Regions from separate parts of the Homo sapiens genome. Here region 1 is linked to region 2. Evidence: chromatin loops called from intact Hi-C (ENCODE). Cell type or tissue: dorsolateral prefrontal cortex. All regions are shown on one strand. Links, peaks and the distances in the headings refer to the core of each region. The heading gives the core; the rest is flanking DNA.

Region 1 (9,776 bases), core at 3,361-5,860, 950 kb before region 2:
TCCCTCACCTAAAAAGTGGGAATAAAATCTCCACAGAATTAAATAAAGAAAATATCTAAAAAGCATATTTTTGGAAACAATCCTGGTTTTCAACAATGCTACTTTTCTGTCCCCACTTTCTCTAAAATAAAGCAGAGACCCATCAGTGTTACTAGATATTAAATACTTGAAAATATTGTCATGAGTTGCATTTCAGTCAATGATGAACCACACATATGACAGTGATCCCCTAAGTTTATAATGGAGCTAAAAAATTCCTATTCCCTAATGATTTCCTAGCTGTTGTAATGTCATAGCACAACAGATTACTCCTGTGTTTGTGGTGAAGCTGATGAAACCTACTGTGCTGCCAGTCATATAAAGGAATAGTGCACACAATTTTGTGCAGTACACAATACTTGATAATGATAATAAAATTAAGTTATGGGTTTATATATTTATTATACTATACATTTTACTGTTATTGTATTTAATTTTTACTTATTCAATTTGGAGTCTTTTTGAGACAGAGTCTTGCTCTGTTTCCCAGGCTGTAGTGCAGTGGTACAATCACGACTCCCTACAGTCTTGAACTCCTGGGCTCAAGCAATCCTCCCACTTCAGCCTTCCGAGTAGCTGGGACTACAGATGTGCACCATCAACTAAAAAAATTTTTTTTTTTTTAAGAGACACAGTCCCACTACTGTCTTGAACTCCAGGCCTCAAGCAATCCTCCTGCCTCAGTCTTGCGAAGTGCTAGGATTATAGGGGTAAGTCACTAAATCCCACATTATTATTTTAGAGTGTCTTCCTTCTACTTATTAAAAAATAAGTTAACTGTAAAACATCCTCAGGCTGTTCAGAAGGACGACAATCCAGAAGAAGGCATTGTTTATCATCAGAGATGACAGCTCCATGCGTATTATTGCCCCTGAAGACCTTCCAGTAGGACAGGATGTGAGGGTAGAAGACAGTGATATTGATGATCCTGACCATGCGTAGGCCTAGGCTAATGCATGTGTTTGTGTTTCCATTCTTAACAAAAACTTTAAAAAGTAAAAACAAATAAATTTTAAAAACAGAAAAAACCTTATGGAGAAAAAATATTTTGTATAGCTGTACAACGTGTTTGTGTTTTGCTAAGTTTGTGTTTTGCTAAGTTGTGTTAAGCTAAGTGTTATTATAAAAGAGCTCAAAAATTTAAATTAAAACTTTTAAAATCAAATTTGACTTTTTATAAATTAAAAAGTTTATTGAGTAAAAGACACACAATAAGCTAAGGTTAGCTTATTGTTTCAAAAAATATATATTTTTTTACAAATTTATTGTAGCCTAAGAGAACACTATTCATAAAGTCTACAGTAGTATGAAGCAATGTCCTAGGCCTTCACATTCACTCTCCACTCAGTCACTCAGAGCAGCTTCTAGTCCTGCAAGCTCCATTTGTGATAAGTGCCCTATACAGTATTCAGTACAGCGACATGCTGTACAGGTTTGTAGCCTAGAAGCAATAGGCTACACCACATACCCTACGGGTGTAGTAGGCTATGCCATCTAGGTTTGTGTAAGTACACACTATGAGGTTCACACAATGATGAACTCACCTAACAACCCATTTCTCAAAATATGTCCCGATTATTAAGTGACATATGACTGTAGAATAGTTGACATAATCCAAAATCAAATTTAGTTTTATCCTTCCTTACAATTAATCCAAAAAAGAGAGCCTTTTAATTGTAGCATTTTTATTTTCTGAATCTAAAAATGCCATGAGAAATGAATTTTAAGAGTATCACATATAAGGGACTGTGATTAAAACTAAGGATATTAACTTCAACTAATACTTTGTAGAAAGTCATAAAAAATTTCTAGAGAAAGTTTTTGTACTTTTCTCCTGACCCAAACCTCATCCAGACCCACCAGCATGTTCCTAAAACATACTTTGGATTATATGACCCCTTGCACATGGAGTAAAATACAAATTCCTTACCCCAGTCAACATGGCCCTACATTCTGTGTCCTCATGTACACATATGTGTCTCTCTTCTTGCTCACTGGTCTCCAAGCTCTAGGAGCAATCCAAGTATAGCACTTGAGCAAGTGTTGCCTACCTGCAACAGCCTTTGTAGCAGACTCTGTTTTGATGCCTCTTCCACATATTTAAAAAATTGTTATATAATAGTCACACATTTTATGGGGTACATATGGTCTTTTGTTAGGTGCACAGAATGTGTAACAATCAAGTCAGGGTATTTAAAGTATCTACCACCTGAGTACTTACCATTTTCCTATATTGGGAACATTTCAAGTCCTCCCTTCTAGCCATTTAAAAATATATGATACATTGTTGTTAACTCTAGTCACTCTACTTTGCCCTTGAACACTGGAACCTATTCCTTGTATTTAAGTGTATGTTTGTAACCACTACCCAATCTTTTTTTTTTATCCCCCACCCACCCTTCCCAGACTCTAGTAACTATTATTCTAGTCTCTATCACCAGGAGATCAAATTTTTAACCTTTCACATATGAGAGAGAACAGGCAATATTTGACTTTTTGTGCCTGGCTTATTTTACTTAACATAATGATTTCCGGTTCTATTCATGTTGCTACAAGTGACAAGATTTCATTCTTTTTATGGCCAAGTAGTATTCCATTGTGTAGGTAAACCAAATTTTCTTTATCTAGTCATCCACTGATGGACACTTACGATGATTAAATATCTTGGCTATTATGAATAGTGCTGCAATAAACATAGGGTGCAGATATCTCTTTGATAAACTGATTTCCTTTCCTGTGAATACTGTGGGATTGCTGGATCATATGGTAGTTCTGTTTTTAAGTTTTTAAATAAATCTCCATACTGTTTTTTATCATGGCTATGCTAATTTACATTCCCACTGACAATACATAAGCTTTTTTTTTTTCTCCACATCCTCACCGACATCTATTGTGTTTTGTCTTTTTAATAGTAACCATTCTAACTGGAGTAAGATGACATCCCATTGTGGTTTTGATTTTCATTCCCCTGATGATCAGTGATAATAAGCATTTTAAAAATATATCTGTTGACTATTTGTATGTCATCTATTGAAAAATGTCTATTCATGTTCTTTGCCTACTTGTTAATTGAGTTATTAGTTTTTGCTGTTATTAGTCCCTTGTCAGATGAAAAGGTAGCAAATATTTTCCCCCATTCAACAGGTTATTTCTTTATTCTGTTGATTGTTGCCTTTGCTATACAGAAGTTTTTAATTTAGTATAGTATCATTTGTTTATTTTTGTTTTATTGCCTCTGCCTTCTTATACATAAAATCTTTAACTAGATCAATGTGTCTCCTATTTTTTTCTAGTAGTTTTACAGTTTTGAGACTTATATTTTGGTCTCTAATCCACTTTGAGTTGACTTTTATATATGATACGAGATAGGGGTCTAGTTTTATTCTTCTGCATATGGTAATCCAGTTTTCTGGATACTGGTACTATTTATTGAATGGTGCCTTCGTTGAAAACTAGATGGTAGTTTGATATGTAAATATATTTCTGGGTTCTCTATTTTTGTCCATTGAACTGGCTTTCATAGGGGAAGACTTTTTCCTGAAGACATATCTATGGTATTTGTTGGGTAGGACACTTTAGCTTTGATTTTGAGAATGTAGTCTCTGTGTAATATCTGCAGCTACAAATAACATCAGTGGTGTTTGTGATTTCCTCAGTGGCTTAGGCTGCAGTTGTTGTTGCAGGCTGTGGTGAGATTTTGCTGGGAACAGGGACTCTGCTTGGGCCAGTCCTCAGGACCCAGTGGATGCAGTGGTGGGCCAAGTGTTCCTGTCCTTGGGTCTCTGGTTAGCCCACATGGACATCAATGTTAGCAGGTGCAAACAGGCTAATTTGGGGGCTTTCAAGCAACTCTCCTCAGGTAGTGGCAGAGATAATATTGGGCAAGGCAGGTGGGTGGGCTTTTAGTCCCCTGGGAATCATGTGTGGCATGGGCAATGGCAGTAGCAGTAGTGAGACAATCCTTAGGCTTCAAAATAGTATACACTGGTGTTAGGAGGAGCTACATCATACTAGGTGGGCCAGTTCCCATGCCCTCAGGTGGCAAATGCAAGTAGTTACTGGCTATGGCAATGTTAGCAGGGTGGGAGTCATTAAGCCAGAGCAGGATCATAGTGAATTAATGATTGATTTTGTTTCCAACAGATAGTGGTGGAACAGATGCTTTCCATGCTTTAACATAGTGAGAGCCTTGTTTATCAGACATGAGAGACATTTATCACTCTGTTGTTAGTTTTCAATGATTTGATTTGTATTCCTGATCAGATATGTAGGAGTTAGTCTTCTTTGGTCTAGCCATCTCTAGCTTTGAATCATGAATACAGATGGAGTGATAAATACATAGAAAGACAAAAGAAGGTATGCCATCTTAATTTGTAATTTTAAAATTACATTGTGATTTAACATTTATTACATCATTGTTTTCCTTTGCACTTAAAATTCGATGAAATACATATTCTCCATTGACTATATGGGCTTTAATTTGTATAGTCTACATTAAGTACCTGCCCCTTGTAACTATATTTATCAAGTACATAGACTGTTTTCTTAGAAATATTCCCTAGTTGTTGAGATTTTTTTCATTAGAGAAAAAGCAATAGAATTTCATTTTTATTCTGGTCAGAGAACAACTTTTTGTAATTTGAGAATGTCTAACACTAGATGGCAGGATGACACTATAGATTCCTCAAAACTGTAAAAAGAAAGATGTGACACTTTCTCAAAGGTGTTAAGGGTTCCTAGGCAAATCCATCATACATTTCAATATATGCATTACATACAGTTCCATAGTCATTAATGTTTAAAGTCTCACTGTATGTTATTGACTAACATTAAATATGAATAAGCTTTTAAAGAAAATAAAAATATAAGTTGCTAATGTTTTTACAAGTTATATAAATATGATGATAGCTGAAGAAAATAGTTCGTTATAACTGGAAAGACATGAATACTATTTGGCATCTTTAGAACTTAATGATTAAATTATTTATGTAAAATATAGGGATTGGTCATTTAATCAAATACTACTTAAGTCGAAATGCCTAAATACAAATATAAATAAACCTTTTATTTTCACAATCAAGATTGATATTTAGCAAATAAGAGGCATTTCAGAATAAATCCACATTAAATGCATATCCAGAATTAAAAAGGGCATCTTTTTTGATGCTAACTAAAACCATCCTAGAAATAGTAAGAACTATTTTAAACTCTTCTGGAAAGAAGATTTGGGTTTCCCAAATAAATTACTCACACACTCTTAGTATTTATGTGCTACTTGTCATTGCTCTATTGATAAGTATGGCTAAGTTCACCATATACTGAATAATATTTTTTTCTTCAAACCAGAGCATTTTTGAGCCTGAAATTATGAATTGGGACTGCCCCAGAAAACTAGGACATATGATCACTCTATTGAAGGTATTTCCCCTCAGAAAGTTCATTGTGTACTCCCATTTAAAGTAAGCATTTATAATTTTGTTGGATTTAAAAATCCATTTGAATTAGTCCATGACATAGCTCACTAGCCAGTACTAGCACTTTATTCTAGCAATAGCCACCCCTCCAACACTCATGAATATCTGTAAGAAAATACTAAGTTCGCAGGAAGATCTAAATCCATCAGGATATAAGAATTTTTAAAATAGGCAAATGTTTGGCCAATTATTTTTTATGTTACTTGGCTTTCTTGAGAAAATACATTATTAAATACTGAAAGAAACTCTACATATAGGCTATAAAATAGTTTTATTTATCTGTATATTAACCTGGTATACATTTCTGTATATCTGACCTGATATATATACTGTTCATTTCAAACATAGTTTTCTGCACCTTCCAAATTCTTATTCATAGTAACTATTTTTAAAATAATATTGTAATCTTCTTTAAAATGATAGCTATGTGCCCAATTAAAGTGAAAAACGGCCCTTTGGTTTTAGTAATAGATAATAGCATATTCACTCTCATGTCCCAGACATTGTACCCAGATTCTTTTACTAAATGCAATTTATTTTTGTTTTGAAAAGCAACTTGAAAAGTGCTAACAGCAATTGCTAGGTAAAATAATAAAAGGTTGGGTCAACTTATTTCCTTGCTAGAAGTAGTTTTTTAATGTAAAGCTTTTAAACATATAAGCTTCTGATGTAAAGTTTATGTGTTTCTCCTCAAATTATTGGTGCATTTATCATAAGGCAAGTTATATATAATATTGCTGACTGCATAAATTATCACCAAGTATAAGTAATTGCTTTCAGACAATTAAGAACACAGAAGAATTATTAACATAAAATAATAACTTTTAAAACTTCAGAATAATTATTTTAAAAGTCTTTCTTTTGACTTGTTCTTGCACTCTCACTAGGGAAAGTCTGTCCTTAATATATTTCCTGTAAAAGTGTTCTGCTTTATTTTGTTTGTTCTTGTGGCAAGAATTATGCTCCAAGGCAGTATCCATACAAATTCAAAATAAGTGGTCAGTTTGGTCAGTAGAAAATTAAATTTGTCAAACCACATTTTGGTCTGGTTTAACTAACATATTCAATATAAACAGTAGCCCAGAAACTTGGAGTTAGCCTACTCCTAATTTTGAGTCAACTTGCATTTGACATAGTAACTAGTATCCCCTATTGGAAGAAAAGGTCGCTTGTGAGCCTTATGTGTGAGCACAAATAAAAGCACAAATCCTGCATGTAGGATGCTAAAATGAAAATGTGTGACTGTCCATCATTACATGTATATATTTCTACACTTATACACCACTCCTCACTTCTACAGAAAACCTTATTGCAGTGCTCTGCATCATTACCTCTAGATTCTATGTTAGCAGCATCAGTTGCTAATTTCACAGAATTTGGCCCTTGACTTCTCATGTGCTAGTCAATCTGTTCATTAAAGGACTAGATAGCAGGGAACATTCTATTTTTACTTATCTCACTAAAACACAGTTAGCACATTACCTAGCTCAAAATACAAATTTGGTCACTACTAATTAAATTATTGCAAGTGGCTTTAATGTCTTCTGAAGAAAGATTATAATATATAAATCCATATAATGCCACGTTGGCTCAAAATTGCTTCATTGATTATTGAAATGTTTTCATTTAGCTCTGCTACAGTTTTCCAAACATTTGCCTTCATGTTTCAGTAGGTATTAGAGAAGTTTTTATGATCTATCTTATCACTTGCTCCTACATAACTTAGAATACCCTGAATGCCTTCCTGGAAGTCCTTGTACCATTTATTTTTTCTGAAGTTTATAAAATGGCAGCTCTTGAGGATTACTAGGATGCAATTTTCCTGTTATGTCTAAATAAGAATTAAAGATGATATTAATAAAATTTATCAAGGAGTCTTCATGGACTACAGCCATGGGCCCATGTGTACGTCAACTTAAATATAAATGATACAACTTCTACTAGACACCCCATAAAGTATAGCACTTGATAGAGAGTAGAAGAGAAAGAGCATTGGATTAAGGGTCTTATGACATGAGCTCAAAACATGAATTTTTTTCCTTCAGTAGACCTTACTAGTATTGGGCAAATGAAATCAATGAATCTCACCAGGCGCAGGGGCTCATGTCTGTAATCCCAGCACTTTGGGAGACCAAGGTGGGCGGGTCACCTTAGGTCAGGAGTTTCAGACCAGTCTGGCCAACATAGTGAAACCCTGTCTCTACAAAAAAATACAAAATGTTAGCTGGGTGTGGTGGCGGGCGCCTGTAATCCCAGCTACTTGGGAGGTTGAGGCAGGAGAATTGCTTGAACCCGGGAGGTGGAGGTTGCAGTGAGCTGAGATTGCGTCATTGCACTCCAGCCTGTGCAACAAGAGCAAAAACTCCATCAAGAAAGAAAGAAGGAAGGAAGGAAGGAAGGAAAGAAAGAAAAATGAATCTTTGGAAAGACGAAAATATCAATGCTTTTATAAACATATTGGGAAAAGTTTTAGTTTTCCATGATTTAATTAAATTCAAAAACTATATATTAATCTCTTTATAGGATTCATATATTACACTTAGCATGGAAGATGAGAAGACATGACCCATTATTACTTTCATATTAAATCTAGTATTTGTTTTTCTCTGAATTTCAAGATGGGAACATGAAGCCTAAAAAGCTTTGTCAAGATCACACCAGACAGTATCAGAACCGGTTCACCAGTGTAACTCAGTTTCTTACAAGTCTTTTCTATTAACCATAATTATAGAGATGAAAGTATATCTATTTTTTATATGTCTGTATTTTGTAATCAATATTGATCTCACTGGTCTTAAAATCAAAGATTGTATAAACATTTTCTTCCACTAATTCAGACAATAAAAATGTCAACATGAGCACCCTGCTTTAAAAACATGATATTCCTGAATTTATTTTGCCTTTACCTCCTTTGTCTGCCTACAAGGTGTATGGCACCTCATTTTATCCTGGAATTGCACTAACAATTTACTAAGAGTTGAATGATCCTCACCGTATCTTATCTATTTCAAAATGTTATGAAATTTGTCGATTCAAAGCCTTAGACATAAAATCTATCTCTTCTAGTTTATAGATGAGAAAATTTATGCCCTGATAAATTAAGTGACTTTTAGTGCTGTTTAGGTTATAGGGATTATAATTATTGCTTCATATCGAACATTTACCAAATTATAAAAATGATAAAAGCATTTTAAATTTACATTTTCCCCTGATCATATCCAATGATGTATTAAACATATTCAGGAAAAACTATGCTTTGAGATGAAATTTTGTCTAAGAAATAAAGTATCCTTTGTATTTATATTATTTTATAATATTATGTTTACAACATCTATATTTTCTTTAAGATTATATTGACTTACAAATATTGTGGTATAAATTATTTTATATTATAAATAACATAATTATACCAAATATTTTTAAATGTGTGCAATAATTTTAAAATTATGAATTATTCAAAAGGCTATTTTGTCAAATATATATACTTATATATTATAAAAGAAACACTCTATACACACACATACACAACCTGAATTTATAACACATACACTCATGTTCTTATGAAGAAGGTAAAGGAAAAAATAAAAGATTTAAAAACTGCAGGATAAAGTTTCTTGATCTAATTAACTGATTAGGAACTGCACTTAGGAACTGATGGAGGAACAGCACCCAATTAGCAGAGCTCCAAATTAAGAAGAGCCAAATCACAAAACCAGTTATGATGAATACAGTTAATTTTTTTTTCTGTGTTGTGCTATGAACACAGATTTGTTAGATTTTTTTTCCTGGATACTTTGTAAGCTATAATTCAACACACACACACACACACACACACACACACACACACACACGCCTAACTCCTTTGATTCTTTGAGCAGAATACTATATTCAGATTTCCTTCAAATCACAAGTAGCTTGTTTGGCAAGTTCTAACAGAACTCAGTCAAGGTGAAAGCCAGCCAGCTTTTTACTGGTAACAATGTATTCACACAGCCTATGATCTCTCTCTGTTCAGGCTGCTTCTTGCTCTTGTCTCACAATAAGAAAGGAGTGCTGCTTTCCTGGGGTATGCTATTTGAGAAAGAAAGTAACCTAACACTAACTGCAGGCGGGGTCAGAGTGATGTAACAGGAAGCTCTGATGTTTCCCTTCTGCTGCTGATCACTTACAATCTGACAACACTTACAATCTACTCAGAACAACCTCTCTCTCTCCAGCAGAGAGTGTCACCTCCTGCTTTAGGACCATCAAGCTCTGCTAACT
Region 2 (9,776 bases), core at 110-2,609:
GCTTTCCTTCTTTCCATATCTTGTTCAAGTTTATCAATCTTTTCTTGTCTTTTCCTTTTCTTCCAGGCAAGAAAAGATTCTAGAGTGATTTTGGTAACATTTGGACCTAGGGCAGAACGCTGCAATGGTAAAGAATTAATTTTTTTTCCACAGAAGTCACCTCAAATAGTGCTTAGTTGCAGTTATCTCTTAATGTGATTAATTCCTTGCCCATGACTATCCTGAAGATATTACATTGGAATAAGCTAATTTATGTATTTTTTTACTTTACGTGGCAATGAGCAAAATGAGTATCCAGAGATACAAACACTAAAAATATATTATTCTGAGCTAGATTTCTTCTCACCATTGAAGATGAGTAACTTGTCATAAGAAATTGTTTTAACATGAATCAATTGCTGAAAATAATAAATATATTATAAAAAGCACCATAACAATATCCAAGTTTCATTTGTGTTCCTGAGAAGATGAGAAATAAAACTAAACAAACAAACAAACAAACAAACACCTACTCCTCAGGGCCAATAATCAAATAATAAATATATAGAACAAAAAATTTGCTGAACACTTGCCAGGTATTAAATGCTTTACACACACTATGCACTGATCCCCACAAATAGGTGAACAAAGGGTAATGGGGAATTTACCAAAGATGAATAGCTAACAAGTGTCAGAACCAGTATACAAACCATCTCAAATATACCTGATTCTGAAGTCTACATTTTCTATTATAGTGTGTTATATCCTGAGTGAGACACTAAATAATAAGGCAAAATGGATATAGTTTTTAATATGCAACCCTAAATCTAATGTTTCTAATAATCTCAAAATTTTCATAGAATAAAACTGTGTTTTGTACGGAGCCAAAGACAAGTAGCTGAATATCCTCTTCAGACTCATTCCCTTCTATAAGCAGAGTGAGTGTTTTGAGTCCAGAGCTGATAAAACATATAATTTAAAAACTAGAGTGTTGTCTTCTTCCGTACATATGCTAATAACTAATATACTAGTGAAAAAAGATATCAGGGCGAAAAATCTAAAACTATAAAAATTCAACCAATCTGAGAACTAAGCATTTTTAGTAACTCAATCTTACAGAAATAATTTGATAAGCCATTAGCTAGTACTTAAAAGACTGTTTCACAATCCTAAAATTAATGTCATGATTGGCTAATGTTTATGGCTAGGTTAACATTTTACACATACAAGAATAATTAAAGTAGGGCAACTTTGGGAATAGATCACAATATTTTTTTTTTCCTTTCATAAAAGGCTATTGCCCCAAGTGGTAAGTATTAGAATTTCACAATAAATACTGCTTTCAGTTTTTATGGTAGGAAAAGGATACCAGTTACCTCTCTCTCAATTAGATCTTCTAATGAAATTTCATCTTCTTTCTCTTCTTTCTTTTTATCTTTTTTCAACACAAATCCAGGAGGAAGTGCATGACGATACATGCAAATATCACCCCCTCCAGGGCATACCCAAAACCAGCCATACTTGTTGTTTTCAATAGCTTCCAGGAAATGCTTGCACACCTATAGAGACAATATTATTCACAAGCGGTGGCTCAGTGTAGGCCATTTCCAAGGTAAATGCCTGAGTATATGGAACAAGTATACACACAAGTACGTTATATTACACAAGTACATTCTATTCATTTCTGCACATAAGGGTGCTCTGTCTAGCCTCTATTCTGTGCAGAAATGCAACAGAAGTTTATCTTAAAATATGTAGAACAATGGCAAATTCCCTTAAAGGGGAATCTATACAGTTTTCATTTGTTCTAAATTCTAAATCATACGAAAATGACTTACTTGTTTCAGTTACCCTTTGTAAATGTACGCCCCCGAATCAGAATATACAATTAGCTATAAAAAATAAAATCAGGCCAGGCGTTGTGGCTTACACCTATAATCCCAGCACTTTGGGAGGCCGAGGCGGGCGGATCACCTGCTGAGGTCAGGAGTTCAAGACCAGCCTGGCTAACATGGTGAACCTCCACTTCTACTAAAAATACAAAAAATTAGCTGGCCGTGGTGGCACATGCCTGTAACCCCAGCTACTTGGGAGGCTGACGCAGGAGAATCTCTTGAACCCGGAAAGCAGAGGTTGCAGTGAGCTAAGATTGCGCCACTGCACTCCAGCTTGGGCAACAAGAGCAAAACTCCGCCTCAAAAATAAAATAAATAGAATAAATGATTTTCTTTGGTTTGATCTTTCCTAAATAAAAATGAATCACAAGCAGTATACAGGAGCAAGGTACAAAAGGAACACAAAGAGAGTGACCCTTCACAACATGGATAGAAGATACAATTGTATTTAAGCCTCAAGTATTAAGCTTTGCAAGTAAGAGAAAATTAACAAACAGTATCCGCCCCCAAAAACAAACATAACAGATGTGTATGAATGTAGTATTTAGAATTATTCTAGCACAGCAAGACTTTTTACTGTAACTTCACTATAAATATAGACATAAATGCAAAGTTTGAGACATCAAGAACCAATTTTTAAAGGTACATTTCCTGGAATTAGAGCCACTACCTACCAAAAATTCATTTTGGAATTCATATGTAGAAATATTTTAAACCTTAAAATTTAAAAATCTATCCCTATTAAAACTAAATACATTATTAAGTGGGTTAGTTTAACAGGCCTCCTTCCACTCTGTGCAAAAAAATAGGGATTTTTGTCTGGATATGTAATTTTGTTTATCCATATTTGAGAACGTTCACCTCAGAAAATGGCATTTAAAGGACTTCAGTAACATAGTTTTATTCTTGTTCAGCTATTTCTGAACAAGAATCTATAAAATCTAACTTGTAAATTCCAAAAATAAAGCTTCGTGTACCTTATCTTGATGAAATCAAATTTTCCAGTAACTTACAGAATAATCTAATAGAAAATAGCAGCAAATACCTTGCCACATAATTCTCCCTAATGATAAATATCACAGCAACTCAATTCAAGAAAAGGACATACTATTTGAGTTTTTGGTTTTTTCTTTTCCGCCTCACCGTGCTTCTTGTTCACTACTTCTTCCAGCTTTTTCTCATCCCAATTATCCATAGTATCTAAATAAAGAAATGAAGATTAAATACTGTAATCTTATCTACTACTCCCACAACACATATCTCCTTAGACACTAATGCTGTGTTATAAGACTCATGGCTTAACACATTTTTCTTTTTCTTTTTGTTGAGACGGGGTCTCACTGTTGCTCAGGATGGAGTGTGATAGCATGATCACGGCCTACTGAAGCCCTAACCTCCCTCAATCAGCCTTGATTGACTGAGCTCGATCAATTCCTCCTGCCTTAGCCTCCCAAGCAGCTGGGTCTACAGGTATGCAACACAATGCCTGGCTAATTTTTCTATTTTTTTGTAGAGATGGGGTCTCATTATGTTGCCTATGCTGGTCTTGAACTCTTGGGCTCAAGTGATTCTTCCTGCCTTGGCCTCCCAAAGTGCTGGGATTATAGGCATGAGCCACTGCTCCTGGCCTCACGGTTTTCTTAAAACACCAAAGGCAGAAATAAATAGTTTTAAGATTATTCACCAAGGCCGGAGCAGTGGCTCATGCCTGTAATCCCAGCACTTTGAGAGGCCAGCGTGGGCAGATCACGAAGTCAGGAGATCAAGACCATCCTGGCCAACATGGTGAAACCCCATCTCTACTAAAAATACAAAAATGAGCTGGGCGTGGCGGCACGACCCTGTAGACCCAGCTACTTGGGAGGCTGAGGCAGGAGAATTGCTTGAACCTGGGAGATGGAGACTGCAGTGAGCTGAGATCGTGCCACTGCACTCCAGTCTGGGCGACAGAGCCAAGACTCCGTCTCAAAAAAAAAAAAGAAAATTATTCACCAAAGCTTCCTAAGTACTTTGGATAAATGAGCAGGTAGTACTGAAGGAAAGGGTGACAGACAATTCCAAAATAAATCACTGTTTTTTAAAGTATCTTCATTTACTTAAAGGGCATATTATGGTAATTTTCAGATTTTATAAAAAATAATAAACCCAATTAATTATTTTTTATAAACAGTCTATTAAGATTGAAATGTTCTTCAATTTAATAAATATCTTAGTAGCAAACCGAAAGTATTCAACATTTATTTTTAAGAGAGTGTTTTTAAAAAAATTACCTTTTTCAAGTTCTTCATCTCTTGCATCAATGTAAACACTTCGCTTTTCACATTTTCTCTCCAGAGTCAAGTCATGGGAGAACTTACACTTATCTCCTTTAGTACACTGTCCTTGCTTGAAGAATGCACATACTACAGACTTGGGATCTGCACCTATGTCAAATGGCATATGGTATTTGTATTATAATCTGCCAGGCTGTAAAGTATAGATTCTACCTGAAATATGATGAATTTTGGTTAACTTATTTTCCATTCACTGATGTGAGAGGAAAACGGCACTTATGGGTGATTAGCAAGACATTTCTTTAAAGTTCTTTTTGTAGCATTTATGTCTACTTTTGTTTCTTTTATTCTGACTATGAAAGGTGGCAGAGAGTGGGAAACCAAACAAGAACATAGGCTATTTCACAGGCTTTGTCTAGTTGATGTCAATAGGGCAAGAGGCAAAAAGGAGGCCAGGCATGGTGGCTCACACCTGTAATTCCAGCACTCTGGGAGGCCGAGGCAGACAGATAACGAGGTCAGGAGATCGAGCCCATCCTGGCCAACATGATGAAATCCCGTCTCTATTAAAAATACAAAAACTAGCTGGGCGTGGTAGTGCGTGCCTGTAATCCCAGCTACCTGGGAGGCTGAGGCAGGACAATGGCTTGAACCAGACAGTCGGAGGTTGCAGTGAGCTGAGATGGTGCCACTGCACTCCAGCCTGGTGACAGAGCAACAATCCATCTCAAAAAAACAAAAACAAAAACAAAAACAAAAAAAGGCAAAAAAGAAATGAACATACATGACAGAACAGTGCCAAAAACTTGGGACGTACAGTTTATTCAACTATGGCTTTGCTTACCTACTACCAAAGACTGAATGTTATAAATCAATTAGCAGTCTATTAAATTACTAATTTTGCCTTAAGTGTGGGGTGCATGGCTGCAGTTCAGCTGTACAATGACACAGATGTGAACATATACAGAGGAATCATAAGCAACCCACTGACATAGGTAATTTTGATGGAGTAACATTTTCATTCAGACATAACTGTCTCATTATCTAAAGAAAATAAACATCAAAATAAATAGTTTTTAGCATAAACTACATTTGATAAAAAATCACACTTCTGAAATTTTAAGTTTACCTTTACTTATTTTTTGAGCAGCAACTACAGGTTTGAACAGCTCATTTAGCTCCTGCAATTCTTTCTTCTTGTCATCCTTCTTCAATTTCTTTTCAGCTTCACTCTGTGCTACCTATAATATTCCCAGGTTTAAAATGTAAATTTGATTGTTTACAAAATTGTTTTTACTACAAAGTTAGCATTACCATAACAAGACACTTGCATATTTACAGTCCTTACCTTTTAACATCAGTGTTATAATGGCCTTACAGAGTCTATTCAATGTTGTGGTTAAACTATTAAACAAAATTGTAATGATGGTACCATGCCTAGTTAAAAGCAAAAGCTTACAGCAACAAGCATTTATTAAGCACTTACTACATGCTCAGCATTTTTAGCAAATAGTTTTCACCTGCAATATTCTTCTGTGAAAACAACCCACTCCCCAGAAACGTACAGGTTCATTTTGAAGATGAGACAAGCAAACATCCTGAAATGTACAGTCCCACATGATAATGAATTATACCACCCCAAAAACCTATATAGTGCCCTCATGGAAAAACACTGGGTTAGGTCAATGTAGGATATTAAACAAAACAATTCAAAACAAAACATGACATATAACATAGTTCCAGGCACACGATTTACATACCTAATATGATTAGAGGATTCATCCAAACATTTATACGTCAGGTCCTATGTTAGATGACAGAGAATACAATGAAAAGACAAAGATGCTTATTTAAAGAAGCTCAGAATCTAGCAGGATGACAGACATGTCAACAACTGTAACATAGTACATAGTGCTCTGGGAACAAAGAATGCCCATATACCTGAGAAAACTAAATTGAGCCAATAACCTTATGGATGAGTTTTTCTTGATGGGCAAGAAAAGAAATACAGAAAGAGCCAGCCAATGCAAAGTTACAGGGACTAGAGGAATAAAGTATGAGAAACATCAGTAAGATGCTTAGATTGCATCAGTAGCTTGAACAGAGTTCTCTCAACTGTTTAAAGTAACCCAATAACAAGGTCAGGTCACATTTTATAAAATATCAAGAGGGCAAGTTTTGTAGAGGATGGATTGGGAATCCAAGAATAAAGGCAAGAGGCTGCTGCAACTGCTGTACACAATAAAACACAAGAGCTTAAAATGAGCATTACTGGTAAGGATGGAGAAAAGGAGACAGAGCTGATAGGACTGACTGAACATGAAGTATAAAGGGGGAGGAATCTAGGATTATCATGTATATGGTTAGTGCCGTTAAACAAGACAGGGAATACAGGAGGAACAGGTTTCAGGGTAAGAGGTGAAGATGAGCTTAGTTTTAGACATACAGAGTGCAAGATGCTTACAAAGCATCTGGGTAGAGCTCTTTTGAAGGCAGATAGACATGCATATTGATTCCACTGAAATCAGAGAGGGTCTGCTTTGAGATAAAGACTTTAGAAATAGCAGCTTACAGGTAACAATTAAAACTTTGGGTATATGGTACTTAAGGAGAGCATAAAAAAGTGGCAAGAGTAAAGGACACTTCCTTGAAGAAAATCAACATAAAATGGGACAAAAGAACCTAAAAAGTCCAATAAAAAGACCTAGAAACATCAAAGAAGCAGGTAGAAAACCAGGACAAAATGTGTTCAAGAAAGAGGAAATTTTAGGAAAGGAATGGCCAAATGCTATAATTAGGTCAAAGACATCCCAAATCCTGAATATGACTCTATATGGTGGATGTGTTTAAACACAAAAAATGTTTTGAAAGAAAAAATTTAAGTCGCTTAATTTTTAATAGAAGTATCCTTTGCTCATCAGGCCCATCTCAAACATTTGTGGGGCAATGTTTGAGCAAGAATACAATGGAGGTCTACAAGCCATTTATCTAAATATTTAAAATTAGAAATCAAGTTCATGATGAATAAAATATGGTCTGTAACCCTACTCGACAAATATACCTTATGACCTGGAAGGACAGGTTCAAATTTAAAATGCTCAGACTCCATGGAGTTCCACACTGAAGCATGGCAGCAACACAAGAGTTAGCCCTGGGCTCTTTTTTCTCCTCTTCCCACCCCGTTTCATTCCATTTTGGGTGTAGGGGGAGGTAAAGGTGCAAGAAGGAAGGAAAGGGTATGGATGCAGGCTCTGTTCAAACCCTTAGCGTACACTGTTCTCTTGGCTACCTCAGACATATTGGTAGCACAATGGACAGAGATGGGCATGGTGGAGAGGCCTTTGTAGGCAGATAAACCAGGGTCAGAATGTTGTAGGAAGAGATGTTGCAAAATCTGGGTGGGTACATCCCCTTGGCTTCAGTGACTCCTTACCTGAGGGGAGACAGCAGTCTGGAGAAGACACATGTATCGCAGGGCCTAGACCAGGATACCCCCTGTCCAGCTCTAAGAGCAGCACTACTGCTCATTTCCGATGTTATATATGATGGGTAGGTACCCCATGTTCACAGATAAGTCCAGTTATCCACGCAAGTATCAAAAATATAGTATTAAATATACTATCAAAGCTAACTACCAGCACACACATTTCATAACTTTCCCAGGTTTATGAATTCTGATATCACCACTCAAAACACTTTCCACTAGAAGAAAAAGTTGGGGAAGAGAAAGCAGGATTGAAAAAGGGGCTAAGTGAAGAAAGTGAGTTCTTCTTACATATTGATATCTATATTCACCAGAAAATTTACATTATTTTCTTATTTAACCACCAGAAGAATCCAACAAAGAATAACTGCACTTCCACAGTACAGATAAAGACCAGGGTTGCTATTTAAGGATCATGTAACAAAAAAGATAGGAAGATTCACACCCAAGTCTATCTCACTGCAAGGTCTCAGCTGATCTGCCCGCCCCGGCCTCCCAAAGTGCTGGGATTACAGGCGTGAGCTCTAAACATTAATTTTTATTAAACCGGGCTATTAAGTTAGCAGTTTGGAAGAGCAATAGTTTTAGATTCTAGAATCAAGCTGGGAAAATGGATGTGAAAGGAAAGTGTTGGGTCACTGATTTGCAGACAGCATGAGCAAGAGAAATTTACTTATCTCACAAATACATATTAGCAGATTTTTAAAAAATCTGTAAACACATGAGAAATTCTTTCTTCTCTCCTACATTACAAAAATGTGTTTCCAGAAGTTAATGAAAAGGAGATAAAAATGGTGGAAAAATGTACTTTAAAAATAAAGATCCATGTCTATGAAATCTTTACAAGTGAGAGGTCTAAAGAACCTGAAAAAAAAAGGGGCTACATTTTTTTCAAATGAGTTGCCAATGGATAAACTCATTTTAAAATTCGTATGAAAGAATAAATGCCTAAGAACAACCAGGAAAAATAGAAAAGGTATACCATTTTGGGGAAAAGACTTGCCTTGAGACTTTAATGTACAGTCAAGCACAGAATTAATGACATTTAGGTCAATGAGGGACCACATATGACAGTAATCCTGTAAGGTTATAATACCATATTTTTACTCTATCTTTTCTATGTTCAGACACAAATCATTACTAATGTGTTACAACTGCCTACAGTATTCAGTACAGTAACATGCTGTATAAGTTAGAAGCCTTGGATCAATAGGCTATACCATATAGCCTAGGTGTGTAGTAGGCTGTAATATCTAGGTTTGTGTAAGTACACTCTATGATATTTGCACAATGACTAAATCGCCTAACGACACATTTCTCAGATTGTATCCACATCACTAAACAATGTATGACTATGACTGTAGGATAATAGTGGTATTTCAGTTGGATAAATGATGCTGGTGTAAGCAGCTATTCATTTAAAAGAAAACAAACTTAGTCTGGGCATGGTGGCTCACGTGTGTAATCCTAGCACTTTGGGAGGCCAAGGCAGGCGGATTGTGAGGCCACCCTGGGTGACACGGCGAAATCCCGTCTCTACAAAAAATACAAAAATTAGCTAGGTGTGGTGTCATGCGCCTGTAGTCCCAGCTACTTAGGAGGATGAGGCAGGTGGATGGCTTGAACCCAGGAGGCAGAGGCCGCAGTGAGCCAAGATCACACCATTGTATTCCTGCCTGGGCAACAGAGTGAGAACTTTAAGATATATAAAATAAATTCATATGACATAGACTATAAAAATAAAATAATTACAAATGATCTAGGAAAAACATGCAGAATCCAGTGGCAGGGGAGACCTTATAACCATATTTTTAAAAAGCTAGCAACATATCTAGCAATATTAAACTCTATATATACATGTAAGTTAAAAATTGGTGCATGGCAAAACATAACTGAAATATCACCAATTATCTGCAATGCAGACAAAAGGTATCTCATAAATTGACAAGAAAAAGACAACCAATAAAGCAAATAATTTCAATAGGGAAGTCATAGAAGTGCAAACCCAAACAGCTAACAAGTATACAAAAGATACTCTCCAGTAGCGAGGGAAACAATGTAACAATAAGATATCACTTTATACTTATCAGATTGTAACACATTAAAAAGAACTTTAGTATCTATTGCTCATGTACTACAAATGAA

Evidence for each region. Hi-C counts contacts between places; a loop is a spot of excess contacts. Peaks named below come from ENCODE experiments on the same cell type or tissue, not always from the same donor. Only the 100,000 strongest peaks of a DNase experiment are listed, where the experiment ranks them.
Region 1: a loop joins it to region 2, with 6 times the contacts of the local background. A loop is called at or near these places in 11 of 110 quality-filtered maps.

The regions. Positions count from the first base shown.
Region 1 is chr2:187,448,185-187,457,960 of GRCh38, reverse strand. All of the region lies in intron 2 of CALCRL-AS1 (CALCRL and TFPI antisense RNA 1), which reads right to left. CALCRL (calcitonin receptor like receptor) reads left to right here and starts at 9,709. Exons shown (of 15, transcript NM_005795.6): 1 at 9,709-9,776. In dorsolateral prefrontal cortex, for the core only: CTCF peaks have their summits at 4,489 and 4,689 (motif pointing right); no DNase peak of the experiment used is centred there.
Region 2 is chr2:186,495,794-186,505,569 of GRCh38, reverse strand. ZC3H15 (zinc finger CCCH-type containing 15) reads right to left here. Exons shown (of 10, transcript NM_018471.3): 3 at 5,277-5,388; 4 at 4,145-4,297; 5 at 2,983-3,074; 6 at 1,356-1,538; 7 at 1-119. Among named protein-coding and RNA genes, the nearest start is that of ZC3H15, 14 kb to the right of the region's middle. In dorsolateral prefrontal cortex, for the core only: CTCF peaks have their summits at 1,099 and 1,299; no DNase peak of the experiment used is centred there; H3K4me3 peaks cover 354 bases.